Regions from separate parts of the Homo sapiens genome. Here all the other regions are linked to region 2. Evidence: read pairs that join two places in POLR2A ChIA-PET (ENCODE). Cell type or tissue: A673. All regions are shown on one strand. Region 1 overlaps LRP4 (LDL receptor related protein 4). Region 2 overlaps DDB2 (damage specific DNA binding protein 2). Region 3 overlaps MADD (MAP kinase activating death domain).

What was found. ChIA-PET counts read pairs that join two places held together with the same protein. Peaks named below come from ENCODE experiments on the same cell type or tissue, not always from the same donor. Only the 100,000 strongest peaks of a DNase experiment are listed, where the experiment ranks them.
Region 1: POLR2A ChIA-PET joins it to region 2 with 16 read pairs; 9 of 35 experiments call an interaction of 5 or more read pairs at or near these places.
Region 3: POLR2A ChIA-PET joins it to region 2 with 5 read pairs; 11 of 35 experiments call an interaction of 5 or more read pairs at or near these places.

What each region holds. Positions count from the first base shown.
Region 1 is chr11:46,906,609-46,911,608 of GRCh38, forward strand. All of the region lies in intron 1 of LRP4 (LDL receptor related protein 4), which reads right to left. Among named protein-coding and RNA genes, the nearest start is that of LRP4, 9.4 kb to the right of the region's middle. RefSeq lists enhancers at 1-155, 156-988. In A673, no CTCF peak of the experiment used is centred here; no DNase peak of the experiment used is centred here.
Region 2 is chr11:47,218,491-47,223,490 of GRCh38, forward strand. All of the region lies in intron 3 of DDB2 (damage specific DNA binding protein 2), which reads left to right. Among named protein-coding and RNA genes, the nearest start is that of DDB2, 6.0 kb to the left of the region's middle. In A673, no CTCF peak of the experiment used is centred here; a DNase peak (open chromatin) is centred at 2,001; H3K27ac peaks cover 1,047 bases.
Region 3 is chr11:47,292,605-47,297,604 of GRCh38, forward strand. MADD (MAP kinase activating death domain) reads left to right here. Exons shown (of 37, transcript NM_001376571.1): 22 at 1,279-1,379; 23 at 2,892-2,975; 24 at 3,293-3,451. Among named protein-coding and RNA genes, the nearest start is that of MADD-AS1, 23 kb to the left of the region's middle. In A673, no CTCF peak of the experiment used is centred here; no DNase peak of the experiment used is centred here.

The sequences.
Region 1 (5,000 bases), 310 kb before region 2:
CAAAAGGCCTTGATATTAAGAATCAGAGTACCAGAATAGAGCAAGTAGAGCAGTGTCCTGGGGCTGCGTGCAAATGAAAAGTCATACTGGTAGGGAAGAACCTTAAGCTCCGTTTGTTTTTTTAGGGCCCCACCCCCGCCTTTGGCTGAGTGATAACAGAAGTCCCGATTTCCCCCGCGCAGACTGTAGGAACAAAGCATTCCATCGGTGGGCATCAAGTTAGTTGCAGGCAGTTGAAGGGCCTCGACTTCCTGCATGTCAAATCAACATCTCAGCGTCCGCTGCAGTGAAGGGCGGGCAGCCACCGGTCAGGCAAACGCTTGACTTGGGCATTCATACAGTAAACAGACACATTATACTCCAAAAAGCCAGCTCTTCTGGGCAACTGCTGTCCCTCTGGGGTCCTCAGAGGTGGAATTCTGCCTTTTCACTCAAGTCCTGGCTGTGATCATAAAGGCAGCTTTTAACCCTTTTTAAGGAAAAGAATGGTGAGTGAAGAAAGAAAACAAATGACTGTGGGTGGCAAAATGCAGCCTTCATTTTAAGAAGTGTTGAATTAGAACACTTCACTATGCTCTGGCCTTGAAAGCTGCCAGCCACATCGCAAGCTCCCTTAGCCTCCAGGGGCCTGGGCTCTAGCCCCTCCACCTAATGCAATTCACTATGGAAAAGGTCTGTCCGCAAGGTATCTTTGATCATGAAGCCATCCAGCTTTTGGGATATATGTTAATGTGCTCATAGGATGTTTCTCTAGAGGTTAACTAAAATCTTACCTTTTACATCTCATCTCTCCCACTCCCGCCATCTTACCACTTTCTCACGGCTTTCATATAAAGCAAGCTTGTCCAACCTGAGACTTGCATGGCCCAGGATGGCTTTGAATGTGGCCCAACACAAATTCGTAAACTTCCTTAAAACATGAGATTACTTGCGATTTCTTTTTTCTTAGCTCATCAGCTGTTGTTAATGTTCATGTATTTTATGTGTGGCCCAAGACAATCCTTCTTCCAGTGTAGCCCAGGGAAGCCAAAAGTCTGGACAGCCCTGATATAAAGGAAAGAAGGGAAACATCCATCTGGTATACAAGACACACTAACTTAGTAGTAGACAACATAGATTCTAAAGTCAGAGAGATGAAGGTTCAAATCTTGGTTCTACCACAAATTCCGCAATTTTGAGCAAGTTAGTTAATCCCTCCAGGCCTCAGTTTCCTCATCCATAAAATGGGAATATTAACAGTTCTAACTCAAAGGGCTTTGTAAAGATTAACCCATATAAACTGCTTAGCACAGGGCTAACACACAGCAAAAGCTTCATAATAATATAACCATCTTTTTTTTTTCCGAGATGGAATCTTGCTGTGTTGCCCAGGCTGGAGTGCAGTGGCGCGATCTCAGCTTACGGCAACCTCCGCCTCCCGAGAAGCAATTCTCCTGCCTCAGCCTCCTGAGTAGCTGGGATTACAGGCACCCATCACTGCACCTGGCCAATTTTTGTATTTTTAGTAGAGACGGGGATTCACCATGTTGGCCAGGGTGGTCTTAAATTCCTGACCTCATGATCCGCCCACCTCGGCCTCCCAAAGTGCTGGGATTACAGGCGTGAGCCACTGCGCCTGGCCCCATCATTTATTAAATACTTACCAGGTGCCCTCCGAGTACTTTTCTAAGTGCTTTTCATATGCTACATCACTGAAGGCTCTCAACAACCCTAGGAGGTGGTACTGTTATTATTAGTTTGATGCAAAAGCAATTGCGGTTTTTGCCATTACTTTTAATGACAAAAATTGCAATTACTTTTGCGCCAACCTAATATTATCACCACTTTACAGCTGGGGACAATGAACCACAGAAAGGTTAAGTCTGTAGATAGATTGCACAAGTACTAAGGGTTGAGGCCAGCATTCACACCCAGGCAGGTGATTATACTGCTTCCCAATAAATGGTATTACTGTTGTGAGAATCTCCAAAACCCCAAGGTCAAAAGGGGGAATTTACAACTTCTGGGTCCCTCTCTTTTATGTGTTCTCCAATAGCAAATATGCAGTGAGTTTATGGGTCTCAAACAGTGACCTCTTTCTGGTTACTGCTAAGGTAAAGAAAGATTCATTTCCCTCGCCGGAAGGTAAAGTAATGAAGTGGGGAAAGTCTGGCGTCCCAGCACTTTTGAATCAGCACTCGAGTGTTGTTGGTCCAGGGAACAGGGCTTCCCATAACAAATAATTATACTTTGCAATTTCTCTTTAGTTTGTGAGCTACTTTTGCATATGCACTTGCATTCTCATTGAATCATTACAATAATCCTGAGCAATGACTGCAGGGCCCATCCAACAGGTAAGGGCACCCGCTTTGGCCAAGGTCACAAGGTAAGTAGGAGAGCCAGGATGGCAGCCCCATTCTGACACTTAAACTAGTATTCTTCTCTTAGTGTGATCTCAGAGTCTGGACTTTCAGTAAGCTTTCCGGGTGACACCGATGCACACTCAAGTGTCTAGCGGCACTGCTCTCCACCATTCCATAGAATGCACAGCTGAAGGTGGACCACATCTGTCACATGGAGGCACATGGGTAGACCGTGACTACTCACAGCTACAGACCAGCTTTTTCAAGCTGAACCAGAGATGAGAAGGCTTAAGGAGTACCCTGTGAGTGTTCTGGAGTCTGGTGGCTACCCCAGTGTGGAAGCTATTAGGATTACAATGAGAAAAGGAGGAATCGGCCGGGCGCGGTGGCTCACGCCTGTAATCCCAGCACTTTGGGAGGCCGAGGCGGGTGGATCATGAGGTCAGGAGATCGAGACCATCCTGGCTAACAAGGTGAAACCCCGTCTCTACTAAAAATACAAAAAGTAGCCGGGCGCGGTAGCGGGCGCCTGTAGTCCCAGCTACTCGGGAGGCTGAGGCAGGAGAATGGCGTGAACCCGGGAAGCGGAGCTTGCAGTGAGCCGAGATTGCGCCACTGCAGTCCGCAGTCCGGCCTGGGCGACAGAGCGAGACTCCGTCTCAAAAAAAAAAAAAAAAAAAAAAAAAAAAAGGAGGAATCACCATTCGTTTATAATATGCTAAAGCATATTAGCATATGCCTCTCTCCTTTTATCCACTGGCAGCAATAAATACAAGTTCGTTGAATGAATGAATGAATGAATGAAACACTCCTCTAGAATCTTGTGAAAGCTGGAGTCAAAGGAAAAGAGACTCAGAATATCATAAATAAAAGTAGTTATTTCCTACCTAACCAGTGCTGGAGAGAACAGGAATCTTCTCGTTTGCAAGGCAGCCTCTTTGTCCTACCCAGGTTTTGTTTACTCCTTTCTCCTACAAGAGTTCCTTTCACCAGCTGTATTATCCGGCTGTGAAACTGACACGCCATGTTTCTACTTATTTCTGTCCCATGGTCCCTTTTATTCCCGATTCCTAGAGGCCAGCTTAACTTGGTTGGTTTGGAAAATCTACCAGGTGAAGTCTTCTCCTCAGTGGCCCGTTTCGAAAGGGACATGTCGGGCACATGATTGCGGGTCCAAGCAAGTTCAGCCCTCTCTTGCTACTGTTACATACAGAAAAGAAGTCCTTAATGGTTAGCCTCCAAAGTTATGAGGCAGAAGAACATAATGTTAAGCACGGAGGAACAAAACTCCCCAGGATAAAAATCCTGACTCTGCTAAGTTCCTAGCTGTCTGACCCTGGGCAGCTATTTAACCTCTTTATATATAATTTTCTCATCAGGAAAATTGGGATAATAAAATCCCCTAACTTACAGGAATGTTATGAGAAATAAATTAGTTAATTCATAAGAAGGACTTAGCATTACTGCCTGGCACATACTAAGTGCTCAATAAATAATAGCTCTTGTTATTACTATTAAAGATTTGGCTTACCCCAGAACTGTCACATCCAACCACTCCATGATTAAGACCTGCTATTTTAGGACTTGAGATGTTTGAAAACCCTACTGTGTACCAGGCAGCAGTACCACCACCATGGGTTAAGTTGGTGGCATGAATAACTGCAGAGTCTTGCTTTATTGCCTTTCTCTGAAAGAGCTTGAGGCACATGGTATCCTTTATCCTTGCCCCCTTTTTTTTTTTGAGGTGGAGTCTTGTTCTGTCACCCACACTGCAGTGCACTGGCACAATCTCAGCTTACTGCAACTTCCATCTCCCGGGTTCAAGCGATTCTCCTGCCTCAGCCTCCCAGGTAGCTGAGACTACAGGTGTGTACCGCCACACCCGGCTAATTTTTGTATTTTTAGAGTAGAGACAGGGTTTCTCCACATTGACCAGGCTGGTCTCAAACTCCTGGCCTCAAGTGATCCACCTGTCTCGGCCTCCCAAAGCACTGGGATTACAGGCACGAGCCACCACACCCAGCAAATCTTTGCCTAATTTATCACCAACTAATTCTGAGGAGCCAAGGACAGGAGAGAGAATCCAGAAACTAAAGTACAGAGCAATTAAGAAATGGATTAGCTTCCACTTTTGTAAATCAGGAGTAATAACAGTATCTATTTCATAGGGTTGCTGGGAGGTCTAAATGAAATAATACGTATGAGGTTCATACTAGACAGCTGTTATTGTTTTTCTTGTTATTTGTACTAATCCCATTATCTTCATCTGGATATGTCCTCTCTCTCAACCTAGTAATGTAGCCAATGCCAGGCTATCTTTGTATAGATCCTCAAAATTCTACCTGCCCTACCTGGAAGCTGTCAACAGATTTCACAAATCCAACAGGGCTCAAACATGGCTGTGCTCTGTGAAGGGCTGCTCAAAATATTGCTTTCCCTTCCCCCTACATCTCAAATCAGAAGGTCCACACAGTAACAAACCACATTTGTTTATGGCTGTTCAGGGAGCAACAAACCACATTTTTCTGGAAACCTTTTAAAGTCTCTCTCTTCTCCTGAGCCCATGAGTTCGAGGCTACAGTGAGCTATGATCATGCCACTGCACTCCAGCCTTGGCAATAGAGTGAGAACCTGTCTCAAAAAAAAAAAATAAATAAA
Region 2 (5,000 bases):
GCAGTATTAGATAAATGGAGAGAAAAGAAGGAAAGACATAGTGTGACTGGGTGAGGTTTGGCACAGAGTTCTTGGGAATGGTCTTTGTTGTGCTAGAGTTTATCATCCATTGCTGAGGGGTGAGTGTGTCGTCCCCTCTAGGACCTTTAGCCAGCCCAGCTGGTGGCTGACATTGGAGGGCTGTGCTGTGAAAAGTGACACTGGGTTTAGAGCAGGAGTCACAAACTTATAGGGCTCCAGAAGCCAGAGTGGAAAAAAAAAAAAAAAGAATGTATGGTGGTAGGGTCAGGGGTAAACTAGAGATGACTGTTGTGCAAAAATGTAGGTCTTTTGATATCAGATGTGATTTTTCTCAAACAAAGACACAAATCCTCATTTTTTAAATGTCATATATCTTGAGTTTTAAAAAAAATTGTAAAATACACGTAACATAAAATGTATCACCTTAACCATTTAAAAGTGTTTTTTTTTTGAGGCGGACTCTCGCTCTGTCACCCAGGCTGGAGTGCAGTGGCGCAATCTTGGCTCACTGCAAGCTCCGCCTCCCGGATTCATGCCATTCTCCTGCCTCAGCCTCCCCAGCAGCTGGGACTGCAGGTGCATGCTGCCACGCCTGGCTAATTTTTGTATTTTTAGTAGAGATGGGGTTTCACCGTGTTAGCCACGATGGTCTCTATCTCCTGACCTTGTGATCTGCCTGCCTCGGCCTCCCAAAGTGCTGGGATTACAGGCGTGAGCCACCGCCCCCAGCCAACTTTTTAAAAAATAATGATAAAATACATATAACATGAAATTTACTTTCGTAACCATTTTAAAGTGCACAGTTCAATGGCGTTGGGTAAATTGTGTAAGCAGTCTCCAGAACTTCATTATTTTTTTTTATTTTTATTTTTTGAGTCTCATTCTGTCACCCAGGCTGGAGTGCAGTGACACAACCATAGCTCACTGCAGCCTCCACCTTCCTGACTCAAGGAATCCTCCGGCTTCAGCCTCCCATGTATCAGGGACTACAGGTACGCACCACCATGCCTGGCTAATTTTTAGAGATGTGGTCTCTCTATATTGCCCAGGCTGGTCTCAAACTACTGGCCTCAAGCAATCCTTCTGTCTTGTCTTCCCAAATTGCTCGGGATTACAGGGCTGAGCCACTGTGCTGGGCCTCTAGAACGTCTTAATATTGGCACTGAATGAAACTAAACACACGTCTCAGCCGAATTCTGCTTCAGTCCACTATTTTTCTAGCTCTGGTTTAAAGGTAGACATGAGGGGGAACCCAGGAGGAGGTCTCTTTATTTATTTATTTGTTTATTTTTTTGAGATGGAGTCTCACTCCGCCGCCCAGGCTGGAGTGCAGTGGCGCAATCTCGGCTCACTGCAAGCTCCGCCTCCCAGGTTCACGCGATTCTCCTGCCTCAGCCTCCGAAGTAGCTGGGACTACTGGTGCCCGCCACCACACCCGGCTACTTTTTTTATATTTTTTAGTGGAGATGGGGTTTCACCGTGTTAGCCATGATGGTCTCGATCTCCTGACCTCGTGATCCGCCCGCCTCGACCTCCCAAAGTGCTGGGATTACAGGCGTGAGCCACTGCACCCAGCCAGCAGGAGGTCTCTTAAGTGGAGGGATTTGGAGAGCAGACCACCAGAAAAGGCCAGGTTAGACAGGTGTGGGAGACTGGAATTCAAAGTGTGAGATGGGTGTTCAAGGAACAAGTGCCAGAAGCCCCCAGAAAGGCAGTCAGAGGAGTGCCGCGGACAGAGTGGGGTAGGTTTCCTGCCCAGCTAAAGAGGCAGGTGACCGCTAATAAGGCAGCTTGAAGTTGAAGTCAGAACCCAGAGCTCAGACAGGAAGAAATTTGTTTTCTTGTTTTCTCCAGGAGTCTAGGACATGGGAATAGAGGAATTTAGCTTATGCCTGGAGATGGGAAGAAGCAGTGTAGGGTATTCTAGGGGAAGAGCTTCCTGACTAACAGGATAATGACAAGTGCTTTGAACTTGTGCCAGACTGAGATTGCTTTTTTTCTTTGTTGCATCACCTTATGACATGCGTGTAACCTTCTTTACAGTGTAAACTTTCTTTACACTGTAATGAAGATTGGTCTAGGCATTGAATTTTGTGGCTTGCATTTGCAGGGAGCTAGGTTGGAGCAGAGGAAGGGTATGGCAGTCTGGAAGAGACCTGTCTGGTTTTACTCCCAGATGCTGACAGCAGAATGCTGATTTGAGACCAGTTACTGGAGGAGCAACAGTGCCTCATTTTGTCACTTCTTTAGTCATCTGACCTTGGCTGTGACCTTTACATTCTTCAGGCCCTTGGCAAGGGAACATGTATTACAGTTTCACAATGAAGATAGCTTAATTTTATTCCTATTATAAAAACAATGTATGGGGCCAGGCGCAGTGGCCCACGCCTGTAATCCCAGCACTTTGGGAGGCCGAGGCGGGTGGATCACCTGAGGTCAGGAGTTCCGAGACCAGCCTGACCAACACATAGTGAAACCCTGTCTCTACTAAAAATACAAAAATTAGCCGGGAGTAGTGGTGCACGTCTGTAGTTCCAGCTACTCAGGAATCTGAGGCAGGAGAATCACTTGAACCTGGGAGGTGGAGGTTGCAGTGAGCTGAGATGGTGCCACTGCACTCCAGCCTGGGCGACACAGTGAGACTCCATCTCTCAAAAAACAAAACAGTGTATTCTTATCATAAAATACAGAGAAAAGTGTAAAAAATAAATTAAATATGATCCAAAATCCCCATTTTCAGCATCCCTCTGTGCATGTGTACACTATTTTTTTTTTTTTCCAAGTCTGAGTCTTGCTCTGTCGCTCAGGCTGGAGTGCAGTGGTGCGATCTCACCTCACTGCAACCTCCGCCTCCTGGGTTCAAGCTATTCTCCTTCCTCAGCCTCCCGAGTAGCTGGGATTACAGGCATGCACCACCACACCAGCTAATTTTTGTTTTGTTTTGTTTTTTTAAGACAGAGTTTCACTCTATTGCCCAGGCTGGAGTGCAGTAGCACGATCTCGGCCCACTGCAACCTCTGCCTCCTGAGTTGAAATGATTCTCCTGCCTCAGCCTCCTGAGTAGCTGGGATTACAGGAGCCTACCACCATGCCCAGCTAATTTTTGTATTTTTAGTAGAGACGGGGTTTCACCGTGTTGGCCAGGCTCGTCTTGAACTCCTGGCCTAAGGTGATCCACCTGCCTTGGCCTCCCAAAGTGCTGGCATTACAGGTGTGAGCCACCGTGCCCAGCCTGAATTTTATATTTTTGGTAGAAACAGGGTTTCACCATATTGGCCAGGCTGGTCTCGAACTCCTGACCTCAAGTGATCCGCCCGCCTCGGCCTCCCAAAATGCTGGGATTACAGGCACGAGCCACTGCACCCGGCCTGGGTTTTTAAAATTATATCTTTATTGAGGTATAGTGGACATAAACTGCAGCTATTTCAAGTGTACAATTTGGCTATTCTCAGCCTATGGGGTAGTCCTACTCCAGAGAAGCAGTAAGAAAAAAAGAATAAATTGTACAATTCCATGAGTTTTGACATATGTGTACAACTGTGAAGCCATCACCACAATTAAAATAACTCCCATTTCCCCACCCTTTGTTGAATATTTGGAGAGTGATAGATAGATGAGTTATCTATGCCCCTTTGTAATCCACCCCTCTCTACCCAATATCTTATTCACTGTAAACTGCTGATCTATTTTTTATTTTTAGAAATTAATTTACATTTTCTAGAACTATATATAAATAGAATCATAGAATATATGGTCTTTTATTTTTGTTCTAGCTTGTTTCAGTATAATTATTTGAAATTTATCTACATTTTTATGTGTAGTTTTTTTTTTCTTTCTGAATAATGGTTCATTGTTTTTTGTTTTAAGACAGGGTCTTGCTGTGTCACCCAGGGATGATCATGGTTCAGCATAGCCTCAACCTCCTCAGCTCAAGCGATTCTCCCACCTCAGCCTCCTGAGTAGCTGGCACTACATGCACAGGCCACCATACCTGGCTAATTTTAAAATTTTGTTATAGAGACAGAGGTCTCACTGTGTTGCACAGGCTGGTTTCAAACTCCTGGCCTCAAGCTATCCTCCTGCCTTAGCCTCCCAAAGTGCCGGGATTATAGGCGTGAGCCCCTGCACCCAGCCACATTGTACTGATATGATACAGTTTATTCATTTACCTGTTCAAGGACATTTGAATTTTTTTCTAGTTTTTGAATGCAACATATAAAGCGACTGTGAACATTCACGTACAAGTATTTGTGTGGATATATGTTTTCATTTTTCTTGGGTAAATACTTAGCAGTGGAATGGCTGGATTATAGAGTAGGAATGTTTTAAAGATACTTTTTAAATGAGAAAAGGTTTTTCTATTTGCCCACATATTGTCATTTCCAGTGCTTTCATTCTTTCATGTGATCCAGATTTCCTTTTGGTAATATTTTCTTTCTGCCTGAAGAAATTCCTTTCATATTTCTTATAATGCAGATTGGTGATAAATACTTTCCACTGTTGTTTATCTAGAAAAGTATTTTGCCTTTATTTTGAGGGAGGATGTTTTTGCTAAGTATAGAATTCTAGGTTCACAGTTTTTAAAATTATTTAACTTTTATTTTTTAATTGGTAAATTAAAATTGTATTTTATTGCATACAATATATTTGTTCACAGTTTTCTCCTGTCAGTACTTTAAAGATGATGTCTAGGCTGGGCGCTGTGGCTTACGCCTGTAATCCCAGCATTTTGGGGGGCCAAGGCAAGTGGATCATTTGCGATCATGAGTTTTAGACCAGCCTGGCTAACATGGTGAAACCCCGCCTCTACTAAAAATACAAAAATTAGCTGGGTGTGGTGGCGCTCACCAGTAATCCCAGCTACCCGGGAGGCTGAGGCATGAGAATCTTGAACCTGGGAGGCAGAGGTTGCAGTGAGCCGAGATGGTGTCACTGCACTCCATTCTGGGTGACAGAGCAAGACTGTGTCTCAAAAATAA
Region 3 (5,000 bases), 74 kb after region 2:
CAAATGCCCTTTCCTGTTCCCAAGTCCTCCATACCTGCCAACTCCCCAGGCCCAGTTGGGGCAGGCTCCCTTTGTCAGCCCCACCCCAAATTTGCTCTTAGAGCGTGTTTGGAATGGCAGCAGGTAGGTAGCATGTGACTCCTAGGTGTGTGTAGGCCGCTTCTTTCCCCCTCCCCTCGTGTCAATCAGGCTATAACCAGGTGTCTACTGAATACAACTCCCCAGAACTTGGTTCTCTGTTGCTTCAGAGTTGGTGGGGAGAATGTTTGCCTATTTTAGTGCCCCCCATTGGCTGATATCTCCCACACCTGTTAGAAGGCCTGTGGGCACAGTTGGCAGAGATGGTTGCTGTCCCTCCATGTTGAGTCTGTAGCTGCCCCACTCTCTGGTGGCTTGCCTAGGCACGCTTTCTTGCTTTCTGTCATTCTGTCTTTCTGCCATACCATTGTGGGTGGGTGGGGGACAAGGGGGGTGGTTTTCATCTCAAACATAGAAGTTGTAGGATGGAGGTAGGCAGTGCCCACCAAAACAGCTGGTGTTTCTTATCTCATCGGGCCCAACCTTTTCTACCTCCTTTAGACACATTTGTTTGGGAAGCATTAAGGGACCTGGGGACCATTAAATGGTTTCAGGTACCAGTGAAGCTCAGACTCTTGAGTGCCATGGAATGTGGTTTAGACATTTGTTCGTGGAGCTTTTCTTTTTTTTTTTTTTTGAGATGGAGTCTTGCTCTGCTGCTCAGGCTGGAGTGCAGTGGTACGATCTTGCCTCACTGCAACCTCTGCCTCCAGGGCTCAAGCAATTGTCGTGCCTCAACCTCCCGAGTAGCTGAGATTACAGGTGTGCATCACCACGCCCGGCTAATTTTTGTATTTTTTGGTAGAGACAGGGTTTCATCATGTTGGCCAGGCTGGTCTCAAACTCCTGACTTCAGGTGATCTACCTGCCTCAGCCTCCCAAAGTGCTGGGATTACAGTCGTGAGCCACCATGCCCAGCCTTGTGGAGCTTCTCTGTTTTAAGATGATTTGCTCAGAATTTTCTCAGGTTGAGAAGATGGCTGGAGAACCCATTGAGACCAGGTCTGATTTGTCCTACTTGGTTCTTAAGGCATCTGGGGTCCTCTTTTTCCAGTGGGTCCTGAGTGGGGGGTAGTCCTTGGAAAGGTGACTAGGATGGGCTGAACGGGTCTGGGAACAGCCTGTGCTGCCGTCCCACCCCCTTTACCAGCCTGCCCCTAGCCTTTGTGCACGGAGTAACAGAAGTCTTCCCCTACTCAGGGCCTGAAGTAATCAAACCTGTCTTTGACCTTGGTGAGACAGAGGAGAAAAAGTCCCAGATCAGCGCAGACAGTGGTGTGAGCCTGACGTCTAGTTCCCAGGTTTGTGACAACCTTGTTGAAATTTGCAAGTATTAAATATGCTGTCTCAGAATACTTCTTTAAGTTAAAATAGAACAGTCAGACAGCCGGGCACAGTGGCTCATGCTTGTAATCCCAGCACTTTGGGAGGCCGAGGCGGGTGGGTCACCTGAGGTCGGGAGTTCGAGACCAGCCTGACCAACATGGTGAAACCCCGCCCCTATGAAAAATACAAAATTAGCCAGGCATGGTGGCGCATGCCTGTAATCCCAGCTACTCGGGAGGCTGAGGCAGGAGAAATGCTTTAACCGGTGGGCGGAGGTTGTGGTGAGCCGAGATTGTGCTGTTGCACTCCAGCCTGGGCAACAAAGGTGAAACTCCATCTCAAAAAAAAAAAAAAATAAAAATAAAAATAAAATAGCCAGGTGCGGTGGTTCATGCCTGTAATCACAGGACTTTGGGAGGCCGAGGCAGGTGGGTCACTTGAGGTCAGGAGTTGGAGTTGGAGACCAGCCTGGCCAACGTAGTGAAACCCCGTCTCTACTAAAAATACAAAAGTTAGCTGGGTGTGGTGGCGGGCACCTGTAATCCCAGCTACTTAGGAGGCTGAGGCAGGAGAATCACTGGAACCCGGGAGGCAGAGGTTGCAGCGAGCTGAGATTGCGCCACTGCACTCCAGCCTGTGCCGCAGAGTGAGACTCCGTCTCAAAAAAAAAAAAAAAAAAAAAAAATGAACAACCTCAAAACAATATAAATAACTAATGATAAGGGAATTATTAAATAAGTATAATAGATCCATGTAATGCAATATTAGTATCCATTAAAGATTGTGTTTTCAAAAATTTAGTGACATGGGAAACTGTTTAACAAAGCTACCTATAGTGTGACTCCAATTTTATTTTTAAAATGTATTGAGAAAAAACTGAAAGGAAATATACTAAAAACAGTGGTTAACGTGGGAGGTAGATTTACAGCTTGTTCTTATTTCCTTATTCTTTCATGTATTTTCTACAGTGAGCATGTACTTCTTTAACGCATTGTTTTTTGTTTTTTTGTTTTTTTTTTTGAGACAGGGTCTCATTCTGTCGCTGCAGCTGGAGAGCAGTGGTGTGCTCTCTGCTCACTGCAGCCTCAAACTCCTGGGCTCAAGTGATGCTCCCACCTCAGCGTCCTGAGCATCTGGGACCGCAGGCACCCACCACCATGCCTGGCTAAGTTTGTGTATTTTTTGTAGAGATGGGGTTTCGCCATGTTGCCCAGCCTGGTCTCCAACTCCTGGGCTGAAATGATCCTCCCACCTCAGCCTCCCAAAGTGCTAGGACTACAGGCGTGAGCCACTGTGCCCGGCCTATTTCTTTTTTTTATTACATAAGTTGTACATATTTTATATTCTGGAAACAAAAGTTGCTCGTGACTTCTCTAAGGATGATAACAGAAGGGTGGGGATGAGGAGAAAGAAAAAGGTACAGTATTTCTGTGGGAAACTGAGAGGAGATTGGACACCTCCCCTAATGTTCCTGTGTCTTGTTTCAGAGGACTGATCAAGACTCTGTCATCGGCGTGAGTCCAGCTGTTATGATCCGCAGCTCAAGTCAGGATTCTGAAGTTAGCACCGTGGTAGGGGAACACCACACTGGCATCTTGGTGGGTGGGGTGTGGATTTCCCCTTTGGAAAAGGGTGCTACTTTCTCTTTGGAGGCTGCTCTGAGTCTCAGGTCAGCATGGTTCTCATGGTGGAGATGTTTACCATCATAGGTGTGTGTATACGAGATTTCACCCAGAGCTTCTCATCTTATAAAGAAGGTACTTCCAGAGGCTATCTGACACACTTTTGAAATTTAATACTTTTTTATGGTGGCAGGGAGCTCTAACAGCTTGGTATTTCTGGGGCCCATCCCTGGGGACTGTCTCTTACTACCTTTTTTCCTTTCCAGGTGAGTAATAGCTCTGGAGAGACCCTTGGAGCTGACAGTGACTTGAGCAGCAATGCAGGTGATGGACCAGGTGGCGAGGGCAGTGTTCACCTGGCAAGCTCTCGGGGCACTTTGTCTGATAGTGAAATTGAGACCAACTCTGCCACAAGCACCATCTTTGTAAGCTTTGTTTATTAACAAAAGAAAACCATTTCTTTAATGGGGGAGGGAAGCAGGCAAGAAAAGAATGAAAGTTAAGAGACGCTAAAGAGGTAAAGGTTAAATAAGGAAGAGGTAATCTTCTTATATTTGGCTTTAAGGAAAACATTTCTTAAGGCTTTGTTCAGAGTCATTTGACTCACAATCTGGGGCTTTTAGAACCCTCTCCTGAATCATTGATGAGTTAGGCTCCGTGCCCAGTCACGTAAGGGCTTTGAATCCTATGTAGTATTAACCCCCAGGTTTAACACAGGCAAAGTAATACCTTTGTGGCAATGTCAGGACAATTACAGCTCTCGTTTAGTACCAGTCTGCCTATTTCTATGGACTATCCAGTTTTATTTTGGTCACTGCTCTATTTATAAATAAAATAGCATTTTATTTTAGTATATTCCTAACAGTTATTTGAAGTTTTCATTCATTAATAAACATCCATGAAGTGATTTACTAAGTGCCAGATTTTGTGCTAAAGAAACAGGGATGAAAAAGGCATGGTTTCTACTCAAGAAGTTTGTGATTCACTATATTGCTGTGAGTAGTCTCTTCTAATAGGTGAGGGGAACAATGCCTTAGGAAAAAAGAACTTCCCTAGATCACACAGTAAGCCCATGATCAGCTGGAAGGAGATGAATTCTTTTTAGTCCTTGCCGTAGACATCTGTTTTTTGTTGTTTTTTTTTTTTTTTTTTTTTACACAGGGTCTCACTCTGTTGCCCAGGCTGGAGTGTAGTGGCACAGTCACTGCTCAACTGCTCACTGCAGCTTTGACCTGTTAGGCTCAAGTGATCCTCCCACCTCAGCCTCCCAAGTAGCTGGGACTGCAGGCATACACCACCATGCCTGGCTAATTTTTTAGTTTTTTGTAGAGATGGGGTTTCCCTCTGTTGTCTAGGCCAGTCTCAAACTCCTGGGTTAAGTGAGCCTCCTGCCTTGGCCTCTTAAAGTGGCATGAGCCACTGTGCCCAGCCTCTGCTTTTTAATGTGTATGTGCCTCTATAGGCTGTGTTAAAACACTGATAGACTTGTTACTTTATTAAACAGAGATGAGAATGGATGTTCTCTACAAGAGCTTATACGCATAGGTCCTTATCTTTAAGGCCTATGGGGAGAAAGGAAGATAAAAGTTAAATGAAACCAACTATTTAAAACTGGTTATCATTCCCACCCCCAGAGCCTTCTGTATGTGTGTTTTTAATAGAGTCAGTGACCTCCCAGAGTGGAGATTGGGAATAGGACTGAGAGGCTACTCAAGTTAATGGGCCTTAACTCTCTCTCAGTCTGAACAGACTGATTGGCTGATTGAGTGATTGATTTTTCTTTTGTGCTGACAGTTTATTAGGGGTTTTCTTTTCTTTTCTTTTTTTTTTTTTTGAGATGGAGTCTCGCTGTGTCACCCAGGCTGGAGTGCAGTGGTGCGATCTCGGCTCACGGCAAGCTCCGCCTCCTGGGTTCACACTCTTCTCTTGCCTCAGCCTCCCAAGTAGCTGGGACTACGGGTGCCCGCCACCACG